3 separate regions of the Homo sapiens genome follow, and regions 2 and 3 are each linked to region 1. A link is a loop called in an ENCODE intact Hi-C map of the cell type or tissue named here. Cell type or tissue: IMR-90. All regions are shown on one strand. Each heading gives the region's core, and the rest is flanking DNA. Links, peaks and the distances in the headings are about the cores only.

Region 1 (7,611 bases), core at 1,702-6,701:
GAGGATGACCAAAAGCCAACTCTTGACCCGTGTACACCTGCCTAAACCAAACTCCTATCACCTGTCCTCACCCTCCCAACTTGCCACTCCCTAACACATCCACCATTTTGGTCCAAGGCCCTGACCTTTTCTCAGTCATTCCTGTTTAAGACCTCAGAGCCACATTGATCTTCTCTTTCCTCTTTTATTTTCCATTCATCACCAACTCCTAGAGCTCTATTTTGGAAATATTTCTTGGATCCATCATTCCCTTCTATCATTACTTTTGACACCCCTCCCACATGTATAATAAGGTAGAACATAATTATGCATGCATACACATATGTATGTATATGTGGGCTTTCACATGTGTGTGCATATGCTCATGTGTGTATCCCTAGCCTCTGACTCTACTCTTACCCCTAAGTGAGGACATGGTTTTGCCTGATCATCTGTAACAATAGTACTTATAGTATTATATGAAGCAATGATTGCAGAGCTCTTAGTGCTGAGCCTGGCAAATATGAAAACACTTAGTATATTCTTAACACAAGAGGCGGAGCAGCGTAGTGGCTTAGAAACATAATTCAGGAGCTAGACTGCCACTTACTAGATGTATAAATTCACTCTAAGTGAATTATAACTTTTTTCCCAGGTGGAAAAATTGATTTCATGTAAGAAAAATAAAATAGTATTTACATTTAATAAATAATATTCAATAAGCACTATTACAAAGTTATAGAAATAAACTGGACTGTTTACCTTCATGAAAGAACCTAGACAAAATTTTCTAGGTTTCTCAACTTAAACTTGGAGGCAAAATTTGCTTTAAACATGTATTAAGCATTACCATTGCTATGCAAAAATTAGGTTATGGTAATTTTTACTCAAATTATATTAAAATGCCCAGAAGAAGGATTATTTGGGGACAATATAATAATAGAATTGACTTTTTTAAAAAATGTTAGCTTTAGGGGCTACATATGCATGTTTGTTACATAGGTACGTTGCATGTGGGAATTGGGCTTCTACGTGTACCCATCACCCAAATATTGAACATTATACCCAACAGGTACTTCTTCAAACTTCATCCCCCTTCTTCCCTCCCTACTTTATAAAAAAAGAAGGAAATCATGTCCTTTGCAGCAACATGGATGGAGCTGGAGGCCATTATCCTACACGAACTAACTCAGAAGGAGAAAATCAAGTATCACATGTTCTCACATGTACGTGGCAGCTGAACAATGAATTACAAAATTCTGAGCTTCAAGTACCTCTTGTGAAGTGGAGCTAATGACATAACTTAGCTCAAAGGGTTTTTATGATGATTAAATGGGTTCACATGGGCAATGCTCTCAGCACAATGCCTAGTACTCAGTAGTGCCACAGAAGTATCAACTCTTTCTAATACAGTGCCTAGTAATTATTCAGCCTATCTATGTCTGCATATTGCTCCATTCACCAATGCTCAACCACACATACACATGCACATATACCCCTGGACTGCCCTACATTCACTCCTCTGCTTATCAAAACTGCCCATTCTTTAAGGCCCTGTCTACACCTGACCTCCTTCACAGCTTGCAGCGATCAAAAGCTGGAGCTCTAGAAGCAGTCAGATATGAGTCAAGTTTGGGTTCCACCTACAAGATCTTTGACCTTAGGCCAATCTTAACCCAATGTTTCCCAAACTTGGTTTAAGATTGGTTAGGTTACTGCATGTTAGAATCCCTTGGGAAGCTTTTAAAAATGTTGATGCCGTGGTCACACTGCTCCTAATTAAATCAAAATATTTGAGGGCGGGAGCCAGGCATCTGTATTTTATTAAAGATCCAGGTGATTCCAAAATGCAGCCAAGTCTTGGAACCCTAGACGTTACTGACCTCTCTAAGCCTACAGATCCTCCCCTTTAAAGTGGAGAGGAAGCAGAAGCAGCCACACAGAATTGACATAAGCGTAAAGTGAAATAATGCATGGAAAGTACCCTGCCTAATACCCTGGAAGGCACCAGCACATGCCCATTCCTAGCCTCACTACTTTCACCCAACCCAACTGCCTTCAGTTTTCATTGCCTGCACCCATTCTGCACAATATGTATGCTTAGTTGCTATAATACAACTGGACTGTAATCCCTGGAGGGCAGAGACTGTGTCTCCATCTTCTTTGCAAGCCCCTTCAGTACCTGACATAGCACCAGTATCCACACTCAATAAATACCTATGCAATGGGAGGAAGGGGAGCACAAAGACGTGATTCTGAAACACCCTCCTTTGACCCACTTAGTGCAATGATGGATGAAGTGTAAGTCCAAACTTGATACTTTCCTACCCCATAAATCAGTGGTCCCTTCGCCATCCTCAACAAATACCCTTCAAGTTCTTGCTCTCTGTTTGCTTCAAGCACCTTCTCTTTGCTATGGGGATGAGGGGGCTCAGTTACTTGGCTCCTGAAAGGATGGAGGCCCTATGTTCGCTGCCACCCCAGCAGCCGCCTGGAGAACCCAGGAACCTGTGAGTTTCACAGAGACACAATAAAGATGTCTCAGGTTCTGCGCTGGTATAGAAGCATGTGGCTTTTGGTCCTGCTATGCATTCCACATGCTCTGTCCTGGGACCTGGGAGATACACACTCCTTTCCTTCATTCCACCACCTCGCTAGGCATCTCCCACATGCCAGGCACTCTGCTGGACACTAGCCACAGGTCTGTCTTCAGAAGGGTTTCCACAGGGAAGTTGGGAATCAACAAATTACTTAATCACAATAGTGATTTTAAAGAAAAGTACTGGGTGGTGCAAAAGAGTAAAACAGCAGCCCATCCTGCACTAGGCACTGTGGCTGGCCTCCCTAAGGCAAGCAAGTGGAGTAGCCTGGGGAAGCGCAGGTGGTGGCCCAGCTGGAAGATGCCCTGTGGTCCCATTCTTTAGAAAAATGCTAGTTGGAGAATCACAGTAATTAAGAGACAATAAAAGCTTTTGACAGTCCAGCAAGAAAGCAACCCATTTGTCTCTATTTAACACAGCATGTGCTTCTTTTAGAAGTACATCTATTAGTAATTCACCAGACAATAATATTTCCTGGGGAAAAAAGTTTTAGAAAAGGTGTTTAATTGCTAAAATGTCATTTTCAGTGAAAACAGGATTCACAGCCACCTCAGAAGTCTCTAGAATATTCCAGATGTTTCACTTAAAATAATTTCCTAAAAGGTCCTCAAATGTGGCAAGACTGGAATTCTGATTTTATATCAAAGATTACATTTTTAAAATACATTGGCTTGGTGTTACATATCTAGAACATAATAATTAAAGGTTTCTTCAAGCTAGATGTTGATTTAGCTTAATCAATTACAAAAAAAGAAAAAACCCTGAATAATTGTGTGCTATTTCTGATTGTATTAGTCATTCTATGTTGCAGATCATATCATTAAAACTCTCTTTTAAAATAGTTGTTACCAGGAAATATTCAACTGTATTTACTGTATCTGAATAATTCATAACTGTTCACTTTCAGAATAATGAAGTCATCACCTGGCTTTCTAAAAAGTCCAGTGTTTACGCATGGCTCTGGAGAAATCGTCGGATCTTTTAAAGTGAACAGTGGAGCCTTAAAACAATAAAATAAAAAACCCGTTTAAGACCTTAAATCATTAACATGTGTCGACTTAAACTTACACATACATTTGTGTTGTTTAACTAAATATTTGAAAACCAGCCTCTCTCTCAGTTATCTGCCAGGACCCCACTCCAGGTTCCATGCATCTCTTCCTGACGCGTGGCAGCTTCCCATGCTTTTCAAGAGGCTTGCTTGGCAAGAGCTGATACTCAAATATTTTGATAAAGCTATTTTTTCCCTTAAATTATATGTCAGCATGGAGTTGGTGTGTATTTTCTGTTAATGATTTGGAATTTTTAAAGCCATATTTCAAAAACAGACAGGCTCTTCTGAGTTAGGCTCCGCCATCCATCCTGGTTTCCTGTCTTCATTCCATCCTGAGTGCAAGAGGATGGCAGTTTTCAGTTTGCACCAGAACACAGAACCAATGAAATCCCCATATCCCAGGTTGCAGCAAATCTGGAATGTGAATTGGTCCTGTGGGAATAGCTGGACTTGGCCCAGCACAACTCTGGACACAGAAGGTCACCCTGAGATCAGAAGGTGAAGATAAACGCTTAAACCCCCCGTCAGCAGCAGCAACTCCTCCGACAGTGATGCTGGAGGCTGAAGGACCTGTTAAAACAAGGACTACTAATCTTATTTTTCCAATTACCCTTATCTGACATTTCTATCTCTTCCTCCTTCCCACCTCCCCACTGCTGCCTTAGAGTGACACCTTTTGGAAAAGGTTGAAACTGAAAATCCCCAGACTGCTTTCAGCCTGGACCTGACCATCCCTAAGACTGTGTTTGTGATTTGTTTTCTCCTCATTGAAGTTTAAGCATCAAGGAGCTTTGCTTACATTGGTTGCCTCTGATCCTTCTCCTGCAAACAAATGCCCACATTAAGAACATTTGTTTGGGCTCCAACTCTTTGATTTTGACAACGTTTCACATTCTCCCTTTCCTCTTCTCTTCTCAGGCCTATTAACAAAACTTCACACCATAATAAAAGAAGGATAGAGAGGAAATGTGCAAAAATACATACATCTGACTTAACAGAGTCTGTTAAATGAGAAAGTGTCAGAGTACAAATGAATGACACTTTCTCCAAAATGCCCTTGAGCACTCTTCATTCCAGATGGGATTGGGCTCAGTGGAAGTTCCTCAAGAAAAAGGCTGTGGGGGTGTGCTTCTGGGTATGTGGTGTAGGGGTATATCTCGAGCAGCTGGGAGGCTTTATTACACGTGTGTCACAGTTCTGCAGTGTGGCAAAGAGATGGCCTTCTCTCTAACAGCCTGGGACATTCTTGAGAAGCAGTATAGGGATAGTAAAGGATGTGGACTCTGAAGTCAGAAAGCCTAGGTCCCCATCAGGCCCCAGCTACATGCTGACGGTGTGATTTTAGGAAAGGAGCTTGACCTCTATGTACGTCAGCTTCCTCTTCTACAAAATGTAAATAATAACTGCACCTTCCGGAGACCTTGTGAGGAATACGGGCAGTACAACAGCAACATGCTTGGCACACAGTAAGCATGCAACCACCCGAGATTGTCATCAACAGTGGTATTAGCTTAAACACTAGTACTTCATTTTCAGCCTATAAGAGGATGCATAAGCAAGACAAAGGGTTGGATTTCCATTTTTTTTTTACATTTTCCAAAAGATGCATCACATTTTTCATCTTCAGTGGAAAGGTGAAAATTTTCACCAAGAAACCCGCTTTGTAACAAACCAAATTAATCATACACAAAATATGCATTGTTCATATTTTAATCTTACTTAGGCTAAATTCCAAACATAAAGATGAAGGAACTGGAGAAGAAAATAGAGAAGCATCGCACAGTAGATCTTCCTGCAATGCTGGCAACGTTGTAACTTTTTCTGCCCAATATGTATGCCACTAACTACATGCGGCACTTCCAATGTGTCTGGTGCAAACCAGGAAATGAATTCTTAACTTAATTTAACATTAATTAAAATTTAAATGTAAATAGTCACAGGTCTATTGGCTACTGCATTAGAAAGAACAATATGAGAACATACCATTTTCACAACTTTGTTGTCCAATGGTGATGTTCAGAAATTATTTCGGTCTTTGTGGAACATTTACCTTTTTTGGTCACGGGAAACAAACATTTCAATTCTTTTAAATTCAGTATAACTAATGAATTACTATTTGATCTGATGATTCTACTTTCTGGATTTATTCTAAGGATATATAATAAGGGATTTTCCCAGACGAATTTACTCTAAGGATATAATAAGCATATTCATCACAATGTTATTTATAAAAATCAGAATAAAAGTTTGTATGTGTATGGATATATTTACATACATATACACAATACATACATACACAAACATATATGTATACAATCTTCAAAAAAATTAGTTACAAAAATTATGGAATACGTGTGTGAGTGTGTGTGTGTGAGAGAGAGAGTGTGTGTGTGATTTAAAAGTGTTACAAAGAAATTAAATAATAAATTATGGGCACCCAATTGTTGAGATGTTCGTCAGATATTAAACACTAAGCAAAAAGATTTAACGTAAAGGAAAGATGCTCATGAAATCTTAAGTGAGGAAAGCAGGTGGTAAATGGTAGATACAATACAATCTCAACTATGTGTTGGGATTTTTTTGCATATTCGTAGGAGAAAAGACTAGAGGGAAATGTATCAAAATATTCATGATGGGTTTGTTTCTAGGTTTAGGGATTTCACATACTCTATTATATATTTCTTTGTACTTATTGATAAAAATATGTATTACAAATGTTTACAAAAAGAGTAATTAAACCAATTTCAACTAAGAAAGATCTGCCTAGGAAATATTTCTGATCCCATGGAAAAAGCAGTTGCAGGTAAACATAGCCTCTAAAGGACAGGTATGAAGCAGTCCTCCAGAAAAAGATGGGGCCCTCTGGCGGCAGTTACAATGGCAGCTAACTTTAGCCAAAATGACCTTAAGATGGGCTACTCTTTAAGGCAGGGGTACTTTGGTTCTGAGAGTCCCTTAGATTATACTGGTTATAATCCGGTGGGGAGAGCCCAATTGTTGGTGACTCTAGAGCTGTCAACAGTAATTCCTGCCGCCTCCACCCTGCCCCACAATGCACTTTACTCATTTCACTTTGTTCTCTAATAAAGTTCCTATGGGTTTTGGAAGTCCAATATGTTCATTTTCTTTCTTATTTTGTTTGGTGCTTTGTTTAGTATTGTCCGATTTTGTTATTATAATTTTGTTTCTTCAGCACTCAAAATAAGCTGTGAGGCCCTAGAAAATCAAAACCATTTGTCCAGGCTACTTGGCCACCTCCATTAGCAGAGTCTGTTCATTCCCATTCAACAAATCAGGGTGGTGTTCTCAAACAAACCCACTTTCTTATAATGCAAGGATCAGTGCTGGGACAATTCCAAGGAAGGAGAAGAAAATGGGTTTCCTTTACTTTGAGTTCCCCTACTGACTTGGCTCTGGAAGAGACACCTATTGATGATGACAAATTTCTATCAGCTCAAATCAAGCCTGACTCCAAGCCTGATACCTCAGGATCCTTGCATCACAAGATCTACCTTGAACAATAGGGAGTGGCTTCCCTATATGTCACCTTGCTCTTTTAAGCACACAGAGTCCAAAGCACCCTTGCATCCTCCACCTGGCACAGCCTCTTCTCAAACACACAGTAGATAGTCAACAGATGTGGGAGGGAGGTTGGAAGGGAGAAAAGAAGAAAAGGAGCCATACTGTAGAAAGGTAATCATTACTGGTGATTTAGATAATATCCTATTTGATTCTCACATATTCCCAAAGAAGCAGACCATTTAAATGATGGATAACTTAAGCTCAGAAAGGGTAAAGGATTTTCAAGTGGTTTACTTTTTACCAGGATGTAAGACTGATTGTTGAATACAAATATAATGGAAGAAGTGTTAGAGGGGACTCTACTGAGAGGCTCTGGGAGGAAACCCAGGACCACAAGACCCTCAAGAGCAAGAAAATCCCTGGCTCATTTTCTATCACATAGTCAGCACCAACAAA
Region 2 (7,611 bases), core at 963-5,962, 1.0 Mb before region 1:
CAAGGAGGAGGTCTGGAATGTGGACCTGGTCAAACCGACAGGAGAACACAAAGGAGGTTCCCTTTCAGCAGCTGCAGCAATGGCAGGGTTCCACAGAGGAGCCTCAGGCAGGCAAAATTTAGGACTCATTTCCATGAAGCCTGCATTGAAATTGGCCAGAAGCTGTTTGCTCTGTGTCTGCAAACCCAGGAGATGAGGAAGGATGCTGTAGGGTTTTCATTCTGGATGAAAATCTGCCAGTCACATGGGTCACATATGTGGGAGTGGATGAGATGGGAGGTAAAAATGATGGAGAGAAATTCACATTCATTCCTTCAACATACACTGAATGTTCACTATGTTGTAGGCTTGAGCAAGCTGCTCAGAGAGGTCACAGAGATGTGCCCTACCTCCAATAACTCAAACTCTAATAGGATGGATACGATACGTGTATCAGTAACTGTGGACAGTAGAGAAGATGCGCTTTTTATTTGTTTGTTGTTGTTGGTATTAGTATATTTTTCTAACATTCACTGATTCCTTTTTATGGGACAGGAACTATTCTAAGTGTTTCACATGTGTTAATGCTTTTAATCACTGACTAATTGAATAGCAAGCCTAGGATATTATGTGCCTTGGAAAGGCCTAGAGGCTTAAGGAAAGGATGAAGGGGAGGGGAGGTCCAGGTGGAAGATACATCTAGCAGCAGCCTGGAGTTGAAGTGAGGACAACTGTGAGTACTGGGCTGAGCAGCTGGGCTTCTCTAAGATGAAGGTAAATATCCTCATGTTACAGATGGGAAGCTGAGGCACTGAGTCCTAAGGTGACGTCTCCCAGATCACATAACTGGAAAGTGCCAGAACTAGGACCCTTAACCCCAGTCAGTTTAGGTGTACTAAGTTCACTCTGCTGCGTGGGTTCTTCAGGAAATGGGAGGCAGAGTGGTTGGAGGGTGGGAGTGACTGGGATACCTGGTCTTTGCAGCCATTTGGACCAGTACCGAGGTAATCATGTCAGAATCTGTCTAGACTTAACACTGTCCAGTAGGAATATAATGTGAGCCACAAACAGGAGCTGCCTATGTAATTTCAAATTTTCTAGGAGCCACATCTAAAAGAATACAAAAGAAACAAGTGAAATTAAATTTAAGAATATATTTTATTATCCCAGCATATCCAAAATATCAGTGTTTCAATATATAATCAATGCAGACATTATTAATGTGATATTTTACATTCTTTTCATGCTAATCTTTGAAATATGATGTGTATCCTACATGGCACATCTCAATTCAGGCAAGCCACATTGCAGGTGCTCAAGACCCACCAGTGGCTGTGGCCCCCATAAGGGACAGCACAGGTCTAGAGTGTGACCAGACATTTTGGACCCTTCTAGATAAAATGGATTATAGGACCTCCTCTTTCCTTAAAGTGGGTTAGAGCAGGCTCTATTTCCACCACCACCCGTCATTGTGCCATCCTGGAAGTCTGGGCCAACAGTTAGTGGCCAGTTAGCCTCCTCTGCCGTGGCCACCACCCCTCCCTCCCTCCCAGGCTGTAGCCTCTCCAGTGTCCAGGAGTGGAAGTGGGAGGTTGCCCAGAATTCAAGGGGCCTTGACTTGATTGCCAGGGCAGATGAGCTCCATAGTTTGGCCTGGAAACTCTGCCTATTCTAGCCATGTAGGTTCACCCCTACGCCATCTAGACTTCCGCAGACAAACTGTCATGGAGGCCAGTGGGTGGAAAGCAGTAGCCACACTAGGTGAACCTGAGCACTTAGGTCATCTAAATCAGAATGTTTTGATGCCAAAGCCATTTCTGTTGTTCTGGAAAACTCAGATGAACTCTTGAACGAGTTTAAGTTTTCCTAACCCAAGAGTCCTCGCACCTCCGCTGGAATTTAATATTGCTGTTTCCACCACCAGCTCTCCACAGCCTGGGTTCCAGGATGGCACTCGCCTTTCCCTGTGTCACTCTGGACTGTCCTTGCCCCATTCCAAACATGGATTCTGCTTCTTTGTTCTTGTGGATTCCTGGGCAGTGCACGTTTGTTAGTGGTTATAGATGGGTCCTCATGAAAGGTTATTAAATCCATGGATTGATACATGGACATGCTAATCAGTGTAAATGTTCTCACACTTTAGTCCTCTTGTATGGAACTAAGTGGACATCCCCCATGGACACATGTGAATATGTGTTAAATGCTAACTAGACAGTGCACATCAAACATCAGTTTAAATAAGGGTTTAAAAAGGTAGGAGCACTTCTAGAATCCAGCTGACTTAGTTCAAGCAATAGGCCATAGGAAGAGATTCTGTATAATTCCAAAGAATTTAGATGTGAAAGTCAAATGGAATTTTTCTTAACTATGCAATTCCGCAACTGAGGAAATAGCAGGTCCTTTCGTCCGTTCCTCAGAAACCGCAAGCTCCTTCCTGCTCCAAATTCTCATGCTCAACTCTTCTTTACCTGAAATCTTGTCCCAGGTACACCTTTTACTGGCATTTTCTCATCCTCCACTTCTTAGCTCAGATGTCACCTCAGAGAAGCATCGCTGCGCCCACCCAGAGAAGCCATACTCCTCCATCACTCTCCATCACATCCCCTGCTTTAGTTTTCTTGAATCACCACTCTTGGAAAACGTCTATTGTTTAACTTCTCCCCTGTGGTCCTTTGTGAATAGCTGGGAGTTTGCTACTACACAGAGCGGGTAGTCAGTAAATATTTGGTGAATGATCTGCAGGATGTTTGAGTGATGCTGATGGTTGGATATCTGAGTACCAGTTTCTTACAATAAATGAGAAGAGCAGGTGACACACGTTCATTCACCAAACATTTGTTGAGTCCTTGCTACGTCGGGTGCAGAAACAGAAATGTGGTTGGTTAAGCTCCCTTTTCTTTTCATCCCTCCCTATCCCCTCCTGCTTGCCTGCAAGCATTCATCAGATGTCCTTAAGTCCAGCACTATGCTATTTAATGGAGACATAGAAGCAGGTAGAAGGAGGTCTCTGCCCACAAGAAGCTCATCACACAAAGCAAGGGTTCCCTGGTGGTAAGAGGGACCAAGAAGAACTATGGGCTCACAGACAAAGTCTCTGCTTTTCCTTAGAGGAAGGGTGCCCTGAGATGCAGAAGGGCTTCCCAGAGGAGGTGGGGGAGGACTGCACTCAGCAGATACTCTACAGTCTCCCCAGGATCACTGACCTCAGGCCTGACTTCTCTGTCTCATCTCAGGACCATGCATTCTGCCGGCCACAGCCTATGGGGGTGGGGGGATGGGGAGTTGGGCCTAGCATTGTTCACGGAACTTTCGGTGGTCCCCAAATGCAGGGATCTGTTGCCAGCCTCCTGGACCCCCGCTCTCAGGCTGCTGCTGAACTGAAAGAGACTGTCCAGTAGGTGGCGCGCGGGCACCGCCGAGTACCCGGTCCCCATGCAGAGCCAGCCCCTGCCAGTGCACATTCTCAGAACAGAGCCCGGGCGACTGCAACCTAGGCCTGGTCTGAGTCCATTTCGTTTAGTTTCAAAGAAAGAATTAACAGAGGCTTAGTAAGTGTATCTGCTCAGAGGAGAGCGTTCTCTGAGAAAAAATAAACAAGACTGTGTGACCCCACGTAGCGAGCCTGTTCTTTTGGAAATACATCATTTGGTTTGAAAAAAAGAAAGAAAAAGAAAACAGAGCCTTGTGTGCTTTCTTCCTGACGGAATTGGTGAGGGCACCGTCCTCACTGCCTGGTCTGGGCACGAGTGGACAGATTGCAGCGTTGAGGGGAGGGCTTACAACTCAAGTCAGTGGGTGCCTGGGTTTCTGTTGGGTGGGAGCTACGCCCTTTCTGCAAACCTTGAGAACCCACAGCTCCTGTGACTGGGTGTGTGCTTGGACACTCAAGGGATTGATGGGGTCTGGAATCAATCCCACAGGTATTTTTTTTATTATGGACAGTGTGCTTATGAATCCCCTTTGGGTGCCAGGCGCCGCAGCACCCAGGCTACCAGGAATCACAACACTGCCCTCACCACGGGTCTCGGGCCAGGCCTTGTGCTGAGAGCCCTGGGTGCCTTGCCTGGGTCAGTTCTCATTGCCTCGTGCGTGGAGTGCTCACCACAGAGGGGTTGACTGTGTGTGAAGATTCTCTATATATAATGATTTAAAAAATTAAATTAATAAATAACTACATATTTGAAGGGCAAAAAAGATATTCCCTGATGCTTAGGCCAAGGAATGTGTCAAGCAAAAAGTAAATTCGGGTCAGTCTTCAGAAGAAAAACCAAGAAGACAGCTATAGATAATTACCCACCTCTGTGAGCCCATAGTTCTTCTGGGTCCCTCTTGCCAGCAAGGAACCCCTGCTTTGTAGGACAGTGTATTTTCTTCATAAAATTAAGCTTATTCAACTGAAAGAATGTTCTTTAATCCTGAAGCTGTGTCCTCAGGTTATTTGACAAAATGCCAGGTTGGGCTGCAGAGCCTCTGTCAGCCTCTCCAGACAGCATCCCCCTGGCCCTAGGATGCCCACCTGTATGGAACACAGCAGTGACCCCTCTGATCTGGGCTGCGACTCTGGGTCTGCTGAGTGGGGGACACTCACAGGAAATGGAGAGAGGGGAGGGGAGTCAGGCTGTGTGTTCACCCGTGTCCTCTGGGACTGGCTGCACCCCCTCTAAAGCTTCATAAGCCTACTAGTCTCCGGGCTCCGGCACCTGCTTCTCCCTCTGACCCTTCATGCAGATGGGTGGGTGCGCCCCACTGTTTCTAACTTCAGGGTGCTGCACCATTTCCTGTCATTTCCTACACCCTGCCCAGGCCTTTCCAAGAGCCTCTTTACTAAATCCTCCTTAATTTGCCAGCTCATGTATACCACGTGCTTCCTGCTGTGGCCCTGAGTGATACGAAGGTGAGAATACATGGAAGGTTTGTCTTTTATAGTCATTACTCTGCCAGGAAAGAAAGAGAGAAAGAAGAAAGGAAATATGGAAGAATGCAAAGAAAAGTGAAGGAGGGAGAGAGGAAGGAAGAAAGAGATGGAGGGAAGGAAAAAGAAAAAGGAAGAATGAGAGACCCTCTGTCCTTTATTGATTGATTCATTCATTATTTATCTATCTCCCATTGTAGTGGGAGTGGAGAATTTCCATATTCCCTTCCAATAAGCTCCCCCTTCTGCTCAAGTGATTAAGAATTGTTATCTGTTGCTGGCAACCAGAGCAGCCTGACTGATCCAACCATGAATCCCAAAGTCTGGGAACCACTGCTGGGTGTGGCTCTGACCCCTGCTCTCAAGGAGCTCACAGTCTGACACCACCTCCTGCTGCCCTGTCACCCCTCCTTTGTAAAACTTTAGTCCTCTCAGCCTCCCCTTCCCCCACAGAGGGGTCTGTCCCCATTCCTCAAGTCTTCTTGCATGGACCTTTGAGTCTGGGCTCCCCACGACATTGTAGAAATATCATGACACATCTGCTCCTCTGTGCTGCAAGTAGCATGAAGACACTGATGAGACTGTGTTTTGTTCAGCTTTGTATATCCAGGGCCTGGTGAGGTACTTGGCAAAGGAGGTGGAATGACAAATAAATGACGAGAGAAAACCCATGTGTAGGAAATCGAGCACACAATGAAACAATATGTTATCAAGCACCACGGTTGAGAGTACTGACAAGAAGGAGAATTTATGAAAGTACCTGGTGTCTCGCTGTGCACTGGGTAGCTAGGGAAGGCTGCAGGGAGCTGGTTTGCAGCCTATAACTTTGAGGCCACAGTCCAGCATGCTTGGGAGCAGCAGAAGGCCTTTCAGATAACATGGATGAGTTACTTGCTCATTTGTGTGTGACTGGAACCCTTCCTCCCTTCCTTTTTCCTCCCATCTTTCCCTCCCCCACCTGCTCCTGTCCTTCCCTCACTTGGCATTTGTCTGTTGAACACCTGTCATGTGGCAGACACCCTATTAGATGCCAAAGATCTAGTGATAAAGCAGATAGAATTGTCCCTTTATTTGGTGTTTTCATTCTCATAGAGAAGATGTGGGTTTTTAAAGTTCTAAAACAAACTGATAAATAAAAATACTACACAATTTGGATAAGCTCGCCAAAAGAAACAAAAATCTGAGAAAACAAAAAGTCGGGAGAGGTACCTGCCTTAGTTAGATGGTCAGGGAGACCCTTTCTTAAGGATGATGGTTTTTTCGTTTGTTTGTTTTTTGTTTTTGAGACAGAATTTCACTTTGTTGCCCAGGCTGGAGTGCAGTGGCACAATCTCGGCTCACTGCATTCTCCACCTCCCAGGTTCAAGCAGTTCTCCTGCCTCAGCCTCCTGAGTAGCTGGCATTACAGGCACCTGCCACTATGCTCTGATGACTTTTTGTGTTTTAGTAGAAACAGGGTTTCATCATGTTGTCCAGGCTGGTCTCAAACTCCTGAGCTCAGGCAAGCCACCTGTCTTGGCCTCCCAAAGTGCTAGGATTACAGGCGTGAGCCACCATGCCTGGCCAGGATGATGTATTAAGCTGAGTCCTGGAGGATGAGAAAAACTGTGGAGACTGGTCCAGGCTGAAGAAACAGTGTGTACAAAAACTCTGAGGCATGGGGATGGTGAATATGCTGGGTTCTGGAATCTGTTCATAGATTTAGGCCAGATTTTCAAAGAAGGGTAGGTGACCCAGGTTTTGTTGACAAATTCCTATTTGAGGCTGCATGTCGTGAAGTCGTTGCTGGTACTGCCCCGTTTCCTCCACTCTGCTCTGACCATTCCTGTATGTGTAGCATGGCTCATACCTGACAGCAGCTAGGTGAAGGCTTTCTCTGGCTTCTGTAGTCATCTCTTCTCAGGCATGCAGCAGACAAGATGTGACGAGAAATTAGCATCCCTCAGCCAAAGACTGCCCTTCTCAGGTGGGGTGTCTCTGAGGGTTGTGTTTTACACTGGCTCCCAGAGTTCCCTGATGGGATTATGCCACAGTTGCCCGTAGTGGTAACATGCCTGCACCCTGTTGGCTGCCCTCCCATCTCTGAATCACTTTGCCATGTCCCTGCGGGTATTTCCTGGGAATCCCTGTCAAATAAAAACTTTGCACTTGAATCCTGTTCTCAGGGACTTCTGAGAGAATTCAAGCCAAGACACCAGCAGGCTGATGTGTCTCTGCAAAAATTGATTTGCTGTAGACTAGAGCTTCAAATGCAGTTTTGAGTGCTCTCACATAGGCTTTTACATTAACACCATGGCGTTGAGCATGCTTCCCATTCCATTTCAGGCCCCTGAGCATGTATTCCTAACACACCAGCCTGCTTGGAGAATCCACATTTGCTTGTAGAAGTACCAAGGAGCCTTGGCTTTATGCTATTAATAACTGAGAGTAGGCACTTTAAGGAAATTTGATTTAGAAGATAGGATTCTCGGCTGCTTTATTATTTGAAGAAAGGATTTGATGAGGAAAAGGCTTTTCTTTTCACTGGACACACTCTGACCTTTGTTCTACTAGATTAATTTCATATCTAGAATGCCCCATCTTGGATGATGAATTAGCAATAAAAACCTCATCAAAATGTAATTACAGGCAAAGTGTTGAATAATGATCTCTTAAAAATTCCTGTAGATTTGTCTGCACCTCCTTCCCCTTGTGGGGGAAATGAGCCTCAGCTGCCAGCT
Region 3 (7,611 bases), core at 963-5,962, 730 kb before region 1:
CGCACATTTCCAGATGGGATTTGTGGGCTTGGCTCATGGTGGGGCCCACACAAGCTCTCCAGCTGTGTCCTGGGATCTCTAGGAAGAGGCCTAACAGCAGGATGAGGCAGGAGACGTACTTCCAGGGATAAAAATTTATTAGGATAAAACCTAATGCAAACACAATTTTCTCTGGAAACACCAACAAGAGGAGCAAAAGAATAAGCAAAGATGATTCCAAAGAAAATGAAAGCGATTGCGATTAATGGTTGGGGAGGAAGGGAGGAAACTACAGGCCAAGAACAAAGAACAAGAAACCTCTGAAGCTTGCTACAAAGGGAGCTCTTGACCCCCTAGTTGAAGTCATTATTATTTCATGCCTACTAGGGCTGCCAAACGGGCCTCTCTGAACTTGAGCTCTGCTTTTTTGAATAATACACTCCCATCATCATGTTGATTAGAGTACAGGCTAGGAGCATGGTATAAGGTAGAACCTTTTGGGATCAGACAGACCTGGAGCTGTATGAGTTATTTAACCTCACTGTGCCACAATTTCCTTGTCTGTACAATGGGGATATGATACTACCTGCCTTAAATGCAATCATGCTTGTGAGGTACCTAACACACTTATCCCTCAATAAACGATATTATTACTTCTCTTAGCACTATACTTCTTTCACACCACTTCCCTGCTTAAAACCCTTTCATGACTCCTCATAGCCCATGGCATGCATAAAGGGTGAGCAATTTTTTTACAGTCAATGGCTCCACCTTGCTTTCTGGACCAGAGCTGTCCAATAGAACTCTCCACAACAATGGAAATGTTTTCTATCTGTGCTTTCCACTCTGGCAGCTATCAAGTCCAGGTAGCTATAAAAAGCAGATAATATAATTGACGAACAGATATTTCAATTGTATTGAATTTTAATTCATTGAAATTTAAATAGCCACGTGTGGTAAGGGGCTATTATATTGGACAGCACAAGTCTTAGACTTTTATATCTGCTTCAGAAAGCCTCCACTCTAGCCAAATGGAGTTTTTCACTTCTTGTTTTTTTGCCTCTGAGTCTTCATGCCTGCAGAGTGCTGCATATGGCTGAGTGGTTTGTGCACTGGAAAAAAAAGAAAAAAGAAAAAAAGAGTGGTGAGGGTGGCCCAGAGAGCCAGAAAGTGGAAGCTGAAATTAAGCCAGCTCTTGCAGGAAGGACAAGGCATTTTTTTTCTAATTCACCCACCCAGAAGGGAACCTTGCTCTAAGGTGCCTTTAGGTTGGCAGTGTGCCACTGCACCACTCCTCCTTCTTATCCCCTCTCTGGATGAAGCCAGCTTGCCTTTTGGGACTAGCCCAAACTCCTGCTTGCTTACAAAGCTTCTCCTTCCTCTGACCTTCCAGAACTTTCTTTCCTCTGTGAGACGTGGCAGAGGCCAGTAGTTAAGAGTTCAGTATGTGAAGCCACGTGCCTAGCTGGAATCCCAGCTCTCTCACTTACTTGGTGTGTAACCTTGGACACCTTTCATCTCTCTAAGCCTCAGTGCTCTCAACTATAAAATGGGAATGACAACAATAGTGTTTCTCTCATAGAAAGGAACTAAAGAGTTCTAATAAGTACATGAAAATATGGTTAGGTTCATAGCATGGTGTCTGGCACAAAGTGAGCATGGATTGCATGTTTATATACTCATTCTTTCTTTCAATAAATATTTACTGAGCATCTACCATATGCCAGATGCTTTGTCAAGCTCTGGAGATCCAATAGTGACTAAACATGGATAAGATCCCTCTCTATCTGGAGGTGTATCTTAAATGATGACTCAAACTGCAGAGCTGCAGCTGGGACAAGGCCAAAGGGAAGATCCTTAGTGCTATGAGAGCCTGTTGTAGGTTTTATCTGACACAAGGAGTTCAAAGAAGGCTTTGCTGAGGATGGCATGTTTGAAGTGAGAAAGGAAGGAAGATAAATAGGTGTTGAGTAATTGAAGAGAAGAGAAAAGGGTGTTTCAGACAGAGGGAACAGCATATGAAAAGGCCTTTGCTTGGTGGGGCTGGAAATTTCCCAAAAGGAAAGCAACAGAAAGAATTGGACGGGGCATGGCATAAGACCAGGGTATAGCGGTTGGAGGAACGCCCCAGGCAGAATCTTGTAGGCATGCAAGAAAGAGCAGAGGAATGACATGGTCTGCGTTGCTTCTCCACAAAATCTCTCTAGTTTCAGTGTGAAGAATCAATCTGACAGTAGACAGGGTGGAAGCAGATCTGGAAGTCACTGCAGCTCTCCAGGCAAAAGATGATGGTGGAGGAAAAAAAATAAGTCTGGATTTGAAAGTAATATGTTCCTCTCATCCAAGAATTAATGACATGCTAGCTTTTGATGGCTAACACAGTTTTGTATTTCTATTTATTCAAGTATCTTATCACCATCTGAAATGCCCTGCCCTGGTGCCCCAATTAGAGAATAAGATCACTGTAGGCAAGGGTTGTTTTCATGTTTCTTTGTAAAACTTGCATAAACAAAGCAGACCATGCTGTTCCTCTTCTCTTTCTTCCGTGCCTACACCCTGCTTATAGTAACTGCAAAAGGAATAATTGCTAACCCATTTTCTAAATTTCATGAACCAGTGAGAAGGACAATAGTATGAATGGATGAAGACATGACAGATTGTGAAGTACATAATAATGGAAACCTCTTTTTCTCTTTGTTGCCAGGGAAACCAGCGCAAAAACTAATAAGGGGAAAGAAAAAGACTCACAGCATCACTAGAAAAGGAGGAAAACTTCTTTTCCAGGTGGGCAAATCTTACCTGAGGGAGGTGAGCAAAGCAAGCATAACAGTACTCACCTCCCAGGGGTGTGTATACATACAATGAAAGACAGGATCTAACACTAATCTTCATGCATGTATTCTACATGCAAAAGTTGCTATTATTGTTGATAGAAACAACACAAAATAACTAACTGAGCTTTCTTCCTTATTCTCTTCTCAACTTCAGACTTTCACCTTAGCTTTTTGTTTTCAGGAGAGAGCAACAAAAATTCCAACATAAGGTAACCAGAAGGAAATTGCTCTGTCAAACAACAAGAGTGAAATCTGGTCCAGCATCCTGGTCTTCTCCAGGAATGTCCAGGAGCTCAACTATGTCATCAAGAATAAGATTGTTTTCTGCTCTCTGTTTTACACAGGACTAGGCTCAAATCCAAAATGATTCCCCTCAAGGTCATAAGGTAAATGGGGCAGCCCAGGCAGGATCTTGGCATGGAAGGGAAAAGCCCTAGAGCAGAAATAGGGTGACATCCCTTGTCTTTCCCCAGAGAAAAAAAAATGAAAAACTTCTTCCCATGCCATGGACTTAAAACTCATCCCCTTTAATCTGATTGGGCCAACAGAGGTCACATTGCATCTTCCCAGACCAATCATAGTCTCCATGAAAAAATGCCATGTTCTGATTAGCTTAGACTAAGAGTTACCACTGGGATTGAGGATACAGAGGTTTCCTGAACAAAATTGGGTGCATTCAGAAGTAGAAAAGGTAATCAAGTATGCCCTTATAGTAGTGAGCTACTTTCTAGAAAAATGAGATGCCTTATAACTGACCCAAGTTCCACTTCCTTCATCCATCCATTCACTCACTCACTCAGGGAATATTTATTGGGTGCTGACTCTGTGCCAGGGACCAGGCGAGCTTATTCAGGCACCTCAAGAATTTTTCAAATACCTCTGCACATATTTTTCATTCACTGGCCACATATGGAGGCAAGTAGCCATATAAATAGACAGATGTATTCATGTGGCACATTTTCAAAAATCCATGCTCCTAACACTCAGTTCTCACATTCAGATCTTCATAAATCTGGATTCCACTGGGACCAGGTCACGATATCATTTTGGGCCACTGTCAAGGAGGATTTACGATGGTTGTTTGCATGACCCAACCATATGCTGTGGCTGGGGAAATACTCTGGTTAGCCTGCTTTGACGTATGTATTGATGACAAAGAAAGTTACACCACACCACAGGAAAAAAACAACATGAAAACACTCCCAAATCTGTCCGTAAGCTCCCTGTAGAAATAATGACCTTCCTGGTAAAATCAAGAGATGATTAAAAGTAATTAATGGATACTTCTCAAAAAAGACATAACAATCAGAGGATCTGGAAGCCAGCTGTTGTAACATTTCTTGAGAACAAGGTGCATTTTATTGGCTTCATGAAATGCATGCCTTCGGCCCCACAGCAGAAGGCCAGGAAACGCAGATCTGACCCAGGGATAATGCCAGTTTTCTGTTCTTATATCCTTTCAGCACAGAGCTCAAGTCTTAGAAAACAAGGGGCAATTTTCTGAACTGACTTGATGTTTTCTTGTGTGTGACCTGACAAATGTGAGTGCCTTACTTGATGATCTGAGGGAACAGGCCCCTTATCTTCACAGACAGAGCAATCACTCAATTCTAGAAGGAAGCCAGGGAAAGAAGGAAGACAACAATCCATTGAGCCTTGGTTTCCTCATCTGTAAAGTAGAATACTACTATCTATACTGCACAGGTAGATATGAAGATTAAATAAAATACTGAACATACAGAATATTAGCAAGGGCAGGGAGTGGGGAGAGGGGTTGATCACAAAGCAGCAGCTTGAGGGAAGTTTTTTGAGTGATGAAACTATTCTCTATTGTGGTAATGGGGGTGGTTATATAGCTGCATGCATTGTCAGAGATCATAGATGTCTACATTGAAAAGAGTGAATTTTAATTTATACAAGTGAAAAAGTAAATAAGATGCCCTAACACGTACTTTTAAATTAATAAATCCCTAATGGAAAGCTAAGTGTTCATAATTTAAAAAAAATTACAGTGCCTAGCTTCAAAGATGTAATAGTTTTGGGGGACAGATGTATAAAACGTCAGCTTTCTCACCATTTCCATGAAAGGTCTCTTCATATACACTCAGCTCTCTTGACTGCAGACTTGTCTTGCTCCTGCTCCCAGGCTGTACAGATTTGCCTTGTCCCCTCCTCACATGCTGTTCCCATTGCCTGGCACAATTGTCTCTGCTATCCCCTTCATTTGGTTAGTCCTGACTTGCTTCTTATATCTCAGTTTAGCCACTTCCTCTTGGAAGCCTTCCTGGAGACCTCCTCCCCAGGCTCAGGTTCCTGCCTCTTTTCTGTGCTCCTCAGCACCTCCCACCTGGGACTCTGCTTACCTGCCTGGCATCTCCATAGATTGTGAGGTGGTGAGGGTGAGGAGCTCAAGTCTTGTTTGCTGTTGTATCCCAGCATCCAGGACAGTGCAGGGGCCATATGAGGGAGTAGAGAAATGCCTATTAGGTGGATGGATGTGTGGGCAGGTGAATGAAGGCTGGAGAGGTTATAAGTGAGGAACAGATAAGGCCCGCTTTGAGATCTCAACTTAATCAGGATTCTTTACCTTGACAAGGAACAGGAGCCGACTTGAACAAGCTTAAGCAAAATAGAAGATTTACTGACAGGATATTGAAAGAGTTCTGGAACTCATCATCAATGTGTTACATAAGAACCTGGAACCATAAACTAGATCGCCACTGGAAACCCAAGTGAATTGTGAATTGTTTTCTCCATCTCTAATTTTCATTTTTTTCCCCTGGAGATCACCTTCATCATTCTCTCTGTCCCAATTTTGTTCTGTCTTTCCCACGTGTACATTTTGGAAAAAGATCACCCAACAAATAGTTGTCTTCTCTTCCGTGAAGGAAAATAGCTCAGACTAACTGGCTGTTTGTAAACTCCAGTGCCCTAATCCTGGAAGGCAGAATTTGATTGCTTCACTTTGGGTTGGGTCTCTGCCTGCCCATCAATCAACTCTGGTCAGGGTACGGGGTCCCACAGCACACACATGGCTGCCACAGTTAACCCACGTCTTAGAGAAGTAGTGTTGTTTTGGGGTTGAGCAGACACTCTAATTAGTGATCACTGCTTTCACACACAAACTCATTAAGGTAATCCCCCTCAGGGTCATCTGGGGGTGCGCATGCCCTTGAATGTGGGCAAGACCTGTAATTTTTTTTTCTTTTTTGAGATGGAGTCTTGCTCTATTGCCCAGGCTGGAGTGCAGTGGCACAATCTCAGTTCACTGCAACCTCTGCCTCCCTGGTTCAAGCAATTCCCCTGCCTCAGCCTCCCAAGTAGCTGGGATTACAGGTGCGTGCCACCACACCCGGATATTTTTTTTTTTGTATTTTTAGTATAGATGGGGTTTTACCATGTTGGCCAGACTGGTCTCGAACTCCTGACCTCAGGCAATCTGCCCGCCTTGGCCTCCCAAAGTGCTGGGATTACAGGCATGAGCCACCGTGCCCAGCTCTGTGATTTTCTTTTAATCAAAAGAGCATGAAAAAGGGGACAAAATGTATGTGATTACATGTGTATGATTATATAATATAAGATTGTAGCACCAGTCTTGCTGGGGTCTCTCCCCAACTTGCTTGCTTTGATGTGCCATGTGATCATGTTGGAAGACCCATGTCAAGGAACTGAGGGTGGCCTCTGGTCAACAGCCATAAAAAATGGAAGTTCTCAGTTCTACAGCTTCAAGAAACTAAATTCTCTCAACAACCTCAATTAGTTAGAAAACAGATTCTTCCCCAGTCAAGACTCAGATGAGACCGTAGCCCCGGTCAACTCCTTGAATGCAGTTTTATGAGACTCTAGGCAGAGGACCCAGCTAAGTAGTTTCTGGACTTCTGACTTACAGAAATTGTGAGAAAATAAATGTGTGCTGCTTTGAGTGGCTAAGTTTGTGGTAATACTGTTACACAGCAATAGAAAACTAATAAAATTCCACAATACTTTTCAACTAAAAATACTCTGAGAAGATTCACAGGTTCTCAATAAAACCTGTATGGCAACTTCTGAATCAAGGTCACACTGCTCTTGGTAGTCAAAGGAAAGTATGGTAGCTATACCCAACAGTAAGTTGAAGGGGTGTCCGAAGCCCTAGGCAGGGAGTCTCCACTTATACAGTTTAGGAGATTTAGCTTTGATCCTCCAGCTGCTGCCAGGATACTAATATATTCTGTCGAGAAACTTGCTCTCAGGAGATCTAGAGGTGAGCTCATCTGGGGGCTTTAGGGTATCATATTTAAAGCGTTGACCTCAGGAATTCAAAAGAGCAGTGAGCCCAGAGGCAGCAAGTGAGTGGCTCAGAGAGGAATGTGAGAAGAGGAGGTGAGGAAGGGCAAGCAGACATCGACAACTGTGTCTACAGTGTAGCTTTGCTCTACCTGAACTAATTATGCCCCTAAAGATAATGAACTTTGGTGCTGCTAAGTTGGGTGCAGGGTAATGGGTCCTCATCTCTCATCCTCAACTTTAGTTACCATAGGTGGCTAGTACACCAGTCATGAAAGACACCTGGCTTCTTCTTCATGGGTAGGGAGCTTTGGCAATGCTGGAAACATCCACACCGTTGTTCCAGACTTTACTGATAAAAGTTGCCTGTGATGTTGGTCAAAAATCCAGATTTCTGGACATTTCATCTAGAATTTCTGCTTCAGTATTGCTAGATTGATCCCAGGAATCAGTTTTTTCACCATCAGGGAAGTTTGGGAAACTGCTGTACATTAGTGTTTGTAGAATCTGTCCCCTGTGATTGTAATAGTCC

The links. Hi-C counts contacts between places; a loop is a spot of excess contacts. Peaks named below come from ENCODE experiments on the same cell type or tissue, not always from the same donor. Only the 100,000 strongest peaks of a DNase experiment are listed, where the experiment ranks them.
Region 2: it touches region 1 in a loop (5-fold over the local background); 12 of 110 quality-filtered maps call a loop at or near these places.
Region 3: it touches region 1 in a loop (3-fold over the local background); 2 of 110 quality-filtered maps call a loop at or near these places.

The regions. Positions count from the first base shown.
Region 1 is chr3:55,893,508-55,901,118 of GRCh38, forward strand. All of the region lies in intron 13 of ERC2 (ELKS/RAB6-interacting/CAST family member 2), which reads right to left. Among named protein-coding and RNA genes, the nearest start is that of MIR3938, 45 kb to the left of the region's middle. In IMR-90, for the core only: CTCF peaks have their summits at 4,305 and 6,528 (motif pointing left); no DNase peak of the experiment used is centred there.
Region 2 is chr3:54,850,625-54,858,235 of GRCh38, forward strand. All of the region lies in intron 17 of CACNA2D3 (calcium voltage-gated channel auxiliary subunit alpha2delta 3), which reads left to right. Among named protein-coding and RNA genes, the nearest start is that of CACNA2D3-AS1, 47 kb to the right of the region's middle. In IMR-90, for the core only: a CTCF peak has its summit at 3,383 (motif pointing right); a DNase peak (open chromatin) is centred at 3,457; H3K27ac peaks cover 779 bases; H3K27me3 peaks cover 31 bases.
Region 3 is chr3:55,166,027-55,173,637 of GRCh38, forward strand. The region is part of intron 2 of LOC124906243 (a long non-coding RNA gene); the gene reads right to left. Among named protein-coding and RNA genes, the nearest start is that of LINC02017, 8.3 kb to the right of the region's middle. In IMR-90, for the core only: no CTCF peak of the experiment used is centred there; DNase peaks (open chromatin) are centred at 1,755 and 3,865; H3K27ac peaks cover 3,503 bases.